Regions from separate parts of the Mus musculus genome. Here region 2 is linked to region 1. The links are chromatin loops, found by intact Hi-C in ENCODE. Cell type or tissue: left cerebral cortex. All regions are shown on one strand.

Region 1 (5,000 bases):
TTCTCCATCCAATCCCCTTGCTCTCTTCTGTTGGTGGATAAACCAGACTGCACCTTGAATTGCAATTCTGTATGGCCTGGGTATTACTTCCCTTAGAATTCCTTCTTATTCCTATGCTCGCAACATAAGAAAACAAATCCTTTCTCTTTTAGCCTCACTGCTGAGACGTCTTCATTAGCAAGATAGTTTATAATTCATCTCATGTTTAAAAAAGAAATAATCCCCCTTGATTCGTACCCTCCTGTAGCTTCACCACAGTCTAATACTTGTCCCAAGAATTTACTATATTATTAAATCCTTATGCTCCCATTTTCTTTAAATTCAGTCTGAAGGTTTTATATCCACCTATTACTAAAATTCTTCTCAGGATGATGTGGTTGGTCAACAGAGGAGTGAGAGGAAAAAGGAAAGTTGATAACTGCCCATTCTCGGGGCATAATCTTGGGGTGATGGGCGAGTAACAAATCAGGAGCTGACACGCCATATCAGGTGCTGAAATGCCATGGCTGAGGGCTATATAAGCGACTCCATTTTCTGGGGTCGGGGTCTTCCTGAGAAGTAAGCAATAAAGCTTTGCTGCAGAAGATTCCGGTTGTCTTGAGTGTGCTCTTGCTGGCGGGTACAAAAGCTCGGGATACTTTTACTCTTGTCAGGACAGTTATCCATAAAACCTTTGGGAGGCATTTATCTATCTAGTCAAGGGTAACTTCCGAAGGAAAGCCCCCTCCTTTGTCATCTCAGGCACCAACCCTAGTTGTAGGTAGATTTAATAGCCATATGTCTCTACCATTAGAAAATCTTGGGGGGTTTCCAGAACCCTTTCTTCCCACCTCTCATTTGTCATGCCACTTTAGGTATCACATATTTTTTTTTCCATTTTTTATTAGGTATTTCGCTCATTTACATTTGCAATGCTATACCAAAAGTCCCCCATAGCCACCCACCCCCTCTCCCCTACCCACCCACTCCCCTTTTATGGCCCTGGCGTTCCCCTGTACTGGGGCATATAAAGTTTGCGTGTCCAATGGGCCTCTCTTTCCAGTGATGGCCGACTAGGCCATCTTTTGATGCATATGCAGCTAGAGTCAAGAGCTCCGGGGTACTGGTTAGTTCATAATGTTGTTCCACCTATAGGGTTGCAGATCCCTTTAGCTTCTTTGGTACTTTCTCTAGCTCCTTCATTGGGGGCCATGTGATCCATCCAATAGCCGACTGTGAGCATCCACTTCTATGTTTGCTAGGCCCAGGCATACTCTGACAAGAGACAGCTATATCAGGGTCCTTTCAGCATAATCTTGCTAGGGTATCACATATTTTTAAGGAGCAGGGGTTGGACATAAAGCAGAAGTCATAAACACTTAGCCAAGCCTCCCACTGAGGGGACATTTCTATCCTTAGAACTGAGTTTCACTTGCAGATCTTAGTTTATATGTGAAGTATTAATAACGAGTGGTAATTCTATCATTTCATTGTGACTATTCTATTCTGCCACCCCTGGAAACTATAGAGGAAGGAGGAAGTGTAAGGGCTCAAGGCAATGGTTCCCAGTGCTCAGAGCATCTACTTCTCTAACCATCCTGGCATGTATGAAATATGAAGAGATGCTTGTGTTACTCCCTTTGGCACTGAACAGCTTAGACAGAGGATGCCAAGAATCTCATGCTGGGAGAAGGAACAAGCTAAGACCCTTGGGCAAACCATAAGGAGGACTAATTTTCTGGCACGTACAATCTATCATATCACTTATCAGGAGAGACTGAAGCTCAGAAGGAGGAAATAACTTGACCAGCATTGCCCAGCTATAGATACTTCTTGACTTTGTTAAAAACTAAACCTCATAGGATTCTGAGGATGGTCTTGGTGGAGGAGTCAATAGACCTTTGTTTCTCTTCCCAATGTACCACCACATCCAACATCAACAGGCTTTCATAGGGTGCCATCTTGTGGTGGTCAGTGGGAATGCAGAAGAGAAGCCCGGGCAACCTTCATGGAAACCTGTCCAGTGGGGTTGAAGCTGGAAAAATAAAAAAATTTAAAAAGAATTTATTACTCTTTCTCTTCTGCTTTTCAGTATTCACTGTGTGCTGACGTTTGGTCTGTTGCTATGCACTGTAGTGATCAATGCTGGTCCACAAGATCTGGCTGCCGCAATGAGGAGATCCTTGGTCAAGAGGAAATCATCGCATATACCAAGTGATGCTATGGAAACTTGCTCCTTAGTTTAAAGCGATTAGTTAAATAAACAGGTTGACAGCTCGTAACTGGGCAGAAGAGAGGTAGGCAAGGCTTCAGGTGCGGGGCTCGGGGTCTGAGGCAGAGAATACCAGGAGAGAAAAGAGAAGAGGAAGGAAGAAGATGCAGGGGTAGGTGGAAAGTGAGAACATGGCAATGAGGGCCAGACATTTGGAAAGGAGTGGGCCATGAGAAACATGGCAAGTTGTCCCTGAGGATCATTGACTGGAAAGTAGACTGACTAGCATAAAGGGTGGATATCTGCTCAGCTCTAGTGCTTTTATGGCTTATTATAAATTTAAAAGTTTTGTGTCTTTATTTGGGAGGTAAATGATCAAAAGTGGGATAGAAACATCCAATTAATCTTTCTACATTAATTATGTCTTTAATTGAACTATTAAGGACAGATAGACACATGGTTAGGGGCTGTCTTAGTTACTTTTCTATTTTTTTTTTTTTTGTGATAAAACACCATGACCAAGTCAACTTGTTAAAGAAAATATTTAACTTAGAATTTTAAGTTTCAGGGAGTTAGAATCCATGACCATCATAGCAGGGAGCAAGGCAGCAGACAGGCAAAAATTCACTGGAGCAGTAGCTGACAGCTCACATTTTGATGTGTGAGAGAGTGATCAAAAAAGACCTTTGTGAAGTAGGCATTTTAACATGGTTCTTTAGAACCATGTAAGCAGATGAGAGAAAACTAACTTTGTAGTTGGTTGTTCTTAGATCAAGAACATTGGCATTTATGATAACCCACACTGTCGTCCTGACCTTGTATGAGCAGACTTGCCTAAGTAGCAGATGTTGGCTGTCATGGTATGATTATGAGTTCACTATGCAAGCTCTGTGACTTATGGCTGACCTGTACCTAGTTATGTTCAGGCCTGAGTGCTGAGTGCCAGTATACTTTGAGATTTCCTCAGAGTACACGTCTATAACTACAGAGCGATAGTAGTGTTGGAATCTGAGTATAATGGGTAACTGTTGTGATACCAGAGGTATGATATTGCTAGCCATTTAGTGCTTTTGCTTCAAATAGACTGGTTAATATTTCTCAAAATATTTTGTGTAAATACTTATAACTGCTGTATTATTAGAATTATGTCTTATTTTATTTAATTTTTGAGACAGAGTTTCTCTGTGTAGCGCTGCCTATCCTGGAACTCACTCTGTAGACCAGGCTGGCATCAAACTCAGAAATCTGCCTGCCTCTGCCTCCCAAGTGCTGGGATTAAAGGCATGCACCATCACGCCTGGCTCTAGAATTATGTTTTATTATATATTATATTTTAGTCTACAAAATATTTTGACTTTAGAATTTAATGTGTTTGTATGTACGTATGTGTCTATATATGTTTGTATTTCCTCCCTCAAGATTGTGCTTCACAGACATAACACTATATCATAGACATACCAAGAAATAACTAAGGTTCTCTGTTTTGAAATTATTAACCTCAGAAAAAAGGAGTGGCTTCACAGTGGTGGGGATAAATTATGATATAAATCTCCCACTATAATGTGTGCCTATTTTCATTTTTAACAAACATTTCGTGTCATTTTCTTATTAGGTATATTTATTCACTAAAATGTAGGTATGTCTTTTCCACATATGTGAAGGTTTAGAGTGTGTACCTACTCCATATTGAATAATTTAAATCCATAATTTATGATTTATCCTGAATTGTAGACATCACAAATAGGTAACATTGTGACCCACATCTCTTTGGAGTGAGGTATCACCCAATAAGTTGATTATTTTGTTCTGAATGACTGATCACTATTTCAACAAATGAAGTAGAGAATAGATGAATTAGACTGGTGAACTAACTAGAGAGTCAGGAACTATTTACAGTAATCCGTGAGCATAGTGTTCGTATATGGTGAACAAAAAGAATAGTATGCAGAGGTAATCGTTCTTCTGTGCGTGTAGAAACATGGTGCTGAAAAGATGTATTAACCCTTCCTGCTGTTTTCACGTGTGATGTGGTTTATTTATCCTGACACTGCTTCAGAGAGCTATAGCTTTCTTGATGAATTGGGCAAAACCTAAATATAAAGAGGTTCATATTTGTGAAAAGCTAATTAACCAAGATGGTAGGTTTCCAGTGTACACGTCAGGATGTCTCAAGTCTGTAGAAGTCCTAGGCATTATCTACTTTATGACATCAAATCCATGGTCACTTTATCACAGGACACCACTGTCACATTTCAACCTAGGCATTGCAAGGAAGTACCAGCCCTTCTCGTCAGCTCACAGATGCGTAGGACTGGGATCCTTATCCTCACACCTGGCCTAAAGCCAACTACAAATAGAGAGATCTTTAATTGATATCTGGTGGAAATACAAATGTTACCCTCAAAAGTGCAGAGACCTTGTGAGCCACAACCTGGGAGAGTGACACAAGTACTCAGAATATCTACCCAGTTTTTAGAGCCCCCATTACCCTTGGAGCAACTCTCACATAGAGCTGAGTTAGAGGACTTGAATGGCCAGCAGGATCCAGATACTCCTCTTCCTTATCACTGTTCTTTTTAATCTGGATGCTACAAAGCACATGAGAATAAAAGGAGAAACAAGGCACAGGGTACTTATTATTGTTTTCCAGAAGTCAATAAATTATTGCATGTCAAAGGATGAATGGATCAATATAGTTACACCATGTCCCTTATACTAAATTCACTTCCCCAGGAAAATGTATGTGTTAAAAAGCTAAAATTCTGTGTTTATGATGAATGTAGAATCAGAATGTGTCAACTGATGGAGG
Region 2 (5,000 bases), 63 kb before region 1:
ATGTGTGATAGCTGCTATTCTCTTATCGGAGGTGCTATTCATTTTATTTTATGTTTTTATGGCAATGCTGGCGATTGAACCTAGGGCCTCACGTACGCTTCATAAATGTTTCATCACAGTTAAGGCTCCGTCCCTGCTTGGCGCTGTTAATTTGTAAGCATTTAGTTAAAGGGTTTTCTGCTTCTGCTGCGTCAGGGTTCATTTATCACCTCACGAGTTAGATGTTAACAGCGGAACCCTGAGGACATCATGGTCCCTGCGTGCGTGCCTCAGTTCCAGCATCATCCTAGAGAAGTCTTGCTGATATCATGTCTTTTTTTCTATAAGTCACTTGTACATAAATACCCCCCAGATTTTACATTATCTTCTGGTTTTCGTTTTCCCCATTTCGTATCTCCAAATTCACAATAGGACTTATGTTACTTGGGCTTGGGGGCGTAGCTCCATGGATAAAGTGCCTACCGGGTCCTGGGTTCAGTTTCCAGCTCTGCACTGTCTGGTCATGTGGTGTATCCTGTTATCCCAGCCCTTGGGATCACAAGGTAGCGTCAGGAGGATGAGGAGGTCGTGTCATCCTCGGCTACACAGGAGTTCAAAGCCAGCCTGAGCTACAGGAGACGATGGCTCAACTTTGTTTTCTACCAACTTGACAATTAAATTTGTTGTTATTTTTGTGGTGCTGAGGATCAAACCCAGGGCCTAATGTATGTCAGGCAAGCCCTCTCCCATTGAGCTAGACCCCTCACCTTCAGTTTAAATTGTTTGAAAAAATGACAGTATGTATGGCATCTTAGCAGTGTAAGATTGCTATTCATATGAATTCGTATTAATATTCTTTGGTCATTAAAACATTTTAAATTATATTTTTATTTATTTTGTGTGTATATGGTGGTGGTGGTGGGGTGGGTCAGTGCTGTGGCTCACTTGTGGCCGGAGGACAACTTGTGGATGTTGGTTCTCTTTGTCTACGATGTGGGTTCTGAGTGTTGATTCATGCTACAGAAGACCCTTCCTGTGCACTGTATGCTTGCTGAAGATGCCGGTGATCAGGCCACATGCCTGGTGCTTATAGAAGCCAAAAGAACGTGATGGATCCCCTGAAACTGGAGTTACAGTTGTGTGCCACTCTGTGGTGTGGGATATGAGCCTGGGACCTCTAGAAGAACAGTTGGTGTTCACCAGGGAGCTATCCCTGCAGCCATGAGCTCTTTATTTTATTTTATTTTATTTATTTATTTTTAAAAAAGATTTATTTATTTATTATATCTAAGTACACTGTAGCTGTCTTCAGTCACTCCAGAAGAGGGCGCTAGATCTCGTTACGGGGATGGTTGTGAGCCACCATGTCGTTGCTGGGATTTGAACTCTGGACCTTCAGAAGAGCAGTCAGGTGCTCTTACCCACTGAGCCATCTCACCAGCTTTTTATTTTAAATGTCACATTTCCCCCCTTTACTTCCATGTGTGTGGAAGGCAGGACTAGACTGAGGGATTGAGGAGGGACACAGAGAGACAGACAGACCGACTGACTGTTCTAAGAATTTATATCTGTTTTTCAGATCACTATGTGGAAGTTCTGGAGTGTAAGATTCGTTGTGAGGAGACCCTCACCCCAGTCATAGGAGGCTATCCCGTGGAGAAATTTGTGGCGACCATGTACCACTATTTACAGTTTGCGTATTACAAGTGTAAGTAACCCTGTGCAGAATATCCCTGCTTAGCTGTGGCGGCTGAGAAGGCCACCAAGGTCACACACGTGCTACGCACGAAGAGGCCGTCTGGCTCCCTGATTCAAGCAGAGACCCTGAGCCCTGAGCCCGGCTGCCAACCTTGAACTCTGGGTTTTGCCTGCTGTTCTCTGGGAGATTTTTCGCTTTCCAGGGTTAGAGATAAATAGTGTAGGTAAAAATTAGCCCCTTCCCTAGCCATACAGGCTGTGTGCAGAAGAGCCTTAAACTTGTCATTATAGAAAACAGCCGCTAGGTGGCACAATTGAATAATCTTCCACCCGGTCAGTCCTGCCAGAGTTTTGTTAAATAAGGAAGGGTCTCTGCTTTTGTAGATTAGAAGTGGCTCTGGAAAGTACCAGGATAAATACCTTGTCTCACTTTTTCTTTGCCTGACTCCCCTGCCCCCCAAGACAAATGCCACCCTGCAGAACCCCCATGTTGTGGTGATGTAAGGTGTCCAGTTCTAAACAGGGAGGCTGGAGCAGAAAACCCGTTCGCAGGGGATGGCAGAACAAGGTCACCTTTGACTCTTCCAGTCCTGAGGGCCTATCGTGATTTATCTTGTTGGTTTCTGTAGTGTGGAGTCTTTTATTTATGTTATTTGTTTGTTTATGTATTTAGAAACTCGGTCTCATGTAGCCAAGCCTCAAACTTACTATATAGCTAAGGATGACCTTAATTATTGATCCCCCTGCCTCCTCCTCCCAAATGCTGGGACTGTGTCAGCACTTACTATTTTATTATTAACATATATTATTTATATTGTTTGTGTATATATATATATATATATGTATATATGTATATATATTTTTTTGTTTTTTCGAGACAGGGTTTCTCTGTATAGCCCTGGCTGTCCTGGACCTCACTTTGTAGACCAGGCTGGCCTCGAACTCAGAAATCCGCCTGCCTCTGCCTCCCAAGTGCTGGGATTAAAGGCGTGCGCCACCACGCCCGGCTTGTTTATATATTTTAAATTAGTTATTATTAACACACACATATTAAGTTATGGTTTATGAAGAACTAGGGATTGAACCCAGGGCTCCATGTGTATTAAGCAAGCACTCTACCAACTGAGCCACATCCCCAGCCTTTGTTTCTGTCTTCCAAGTTTGATTCAGTTAGAGGAGGGCCTGCCCTCTCTGGGAATTGTGGTCCTAGCCAGATGGGACCCAGGAACTGCAGCCTTTAGCAGGAAGCCTGTGGCTAAGGAGCCTCTGTCCTCCTCAGGCCCAGTGTGGCCCAGGCCTTGAGTCCCATCACCTCTGGTGACGCGCCCTGAGTGTCTGAAGCCAGCAGAATGAACACAGCCTGAGGGTGATCCGTGCTCTCTACTGTCCGTCAGGCGGTCCTGGGACCTAGGCTGTGCCCTGCCCACTTTCTGAGGTCTTTGACTGGAGAAAGGTCAAGCTTCTAGCTTCCATGGGGAGTGACAGCCGAGAGCTGCAGGGCGTGGCTCTCACCTGCCTGGCCTCTTCTCTCTGGTTTCAGTGAATGATCTGAAGAATGCAGCCCCGTGTGCCGTCAGCTACCTGCTCTTTGACCAGAGTGACAGGGTCATGCAACAGAACCTGGTGTACTATCAGTACCACCGGGACAAGTGGGGCCTCTCGGATGAGCACTTCCAGCCCAGACCCGTGAGTGTCCCGCACTGGGTCCTGCTCACTCACTCGTCCCTCTTCCCACACTGGGTCCTGCTCACTGGTCCCCCTTCCCGCACTGGGTCCTACTCACTCACTTGTCCCTCTTCCCACTCTGGGTCCTGCTCACAGGTTCCCCTTCCCGCACTGGGTCCTGCTCACTGGTCCCTCTTCCTCACCTGCAGGAGGCCGGTTTCACCCTTCAGAGAGAATCAGCTCTGAAATGAAGGAACTCCACTGTTTCTGGTTACTGTTGGTCCCCCTGCCCCTCCCTGACTCTGTAGCCCTGACTGACCCAGAAGTCACTGCGTATACTAGGCTGGCCTTGAACTCAGAGAGATACCCCCCCACCTTGCTTCTGCCTCTTGCATGCTGGGTTCACAGGAATATACCATCACACACTGCTTAATGTTTTTCTTATATTTTGACTTATTTGCCGTGTGTCTGTACGTGGGCCTGCACGTGCAGCAGCCTGCAGTGGGGGCAGAGGACGACGTGTGAGAATCAGCTCTCTCCTACCATGCGGGTCCCAGGCATTGAACTCAAGTGGTCAGGCTTGGTAGCAAGCACCTTCATGCAAGGAGCCATTCTCCAGGCCCGTGAGGCTTTTTAACTCCTTGTTTGAGTCCATGTATTTTTCCCCTTTCCCTTTCTTCCTTTTGCTCTGACCTCGCTCGCTCTGGCCCTGCTCTCTCCAGCTCCGTTTGTTCCGGCCCATAGGGTTTTTTATTTGTTTCTCATTACGGATGGTTGTGAGCCACCATGTGGTTGCTGGGATTTGAACTCATGATCTCTGGAAGAGCAGTCAGTGCTCTTAACCACTGAGCCATCTCTCCAGCTCCGGGTCTGTGTATTTACTTATGCATTTATTGTTACAAAAATAGGGCTGGACTTCACATGCTGGCTTTGTAACTTACTTTGTGTCCCCAGCCCCCCTTTTCATGGCATTAGAAGCCAGGAGCTGCTTACAAGCTATGACAAGCGCTCCATCACCGAGGTACCTTCAGCCCTTGGTCTCTAGAGATAGGGTTTTGCTATCTAGCTCAGGCTGGTCTCAAAGTTGTAATCCTCCTGCCTTCCAAGGGCTGGGGTTATAGACTTTTATGAATGAAATATCACTTAATTCCTTCGATAGATAGATAAATTTGAGGCTTTATACCTACAGTCAGGGCTAATTATATGCGACTTTGAAAACCTCTTTGCCGCTGTTAGGTGTTGGCAGTGCACGACTGTAACTCTAGCAATGTCGATGCAGAGGCGAGGGGATTATTATTAGGTTCGGGGCTAGCCTGGGCTACAAAGCAATACCCTGTCCCAATAAAGCAGAAACAAATATATATTTTTTCTATTCAGGATTTTTGTATGCTGTCCTAGGTTTTCATAAATAAGTCTTCCATATCTCAATTCCTTGCTAAAGCACACATGCACACATTTCCTCAGTTGCTGTGTTGGTTTTTTTGTTTGTTTGTTTATGCTGTGTTGGGGATGGGTCTGAGGGTTTCGGGCACGCCAAGCAAGCATGGTACCAACTGAGCTTTAGCCCAGAAAACTCCCTTCCCCTTACCCCCTCAAGGGCCATGCTAGCATTTATATATCATAGAATACTCCTTCCTATCTGCATACTTCAGTGGCTG

Evidence for each region. Peaks named below come from ENCODE experiments on the same cell type or tissue, not always from the same donor. Only the 100,000 strongest peaks of a DNase experiment are listed, where the experiment ranks them.
Region 2: a loop joins it to region 1, with 10 times the contacts of the local background. A loop is called at or near these places in 26 of 42 quality-filtered maps.

Annotation. Positions count from the first base shown.
Region 1 is chr9:114,315,164-114,320,163 of GRCm38, reverse strand. It overlaps 4921528I07Rik (RIKEN cDNA 4921528I07 gene), which reads left to right and starts at 3,136. Exons shown (of 27, transcript NM_001384245.1): 1 at 3,136-3,233. The coding sequence starts at 3,209. In left cerebral cortex, a CTCF peak has its summit at 1,949 (motif pointing left); a DNase peak (open chromatin) is centred at 1,937.
Region 2 is chr9:114,378,273-114,383,272 of GRCm38, reverse strand. It overlaps Crtap (cartilage associated protein), which reads left to right. Exons shown (of 7, transcript NM_019922.2): 4 at 1,559-1,687; 5 at 3,218-3,363. Among named protein-coding and RNA genes, the nearest start is that of Crtap, 9.9 kb to the left of the region's middle. In left cerebral cortex, CTCF peaks have their summits at 1,262 (motif pointing right) and 1,985 (motif pointing right); a DNase peak (open chromatin) is centred at 1,976.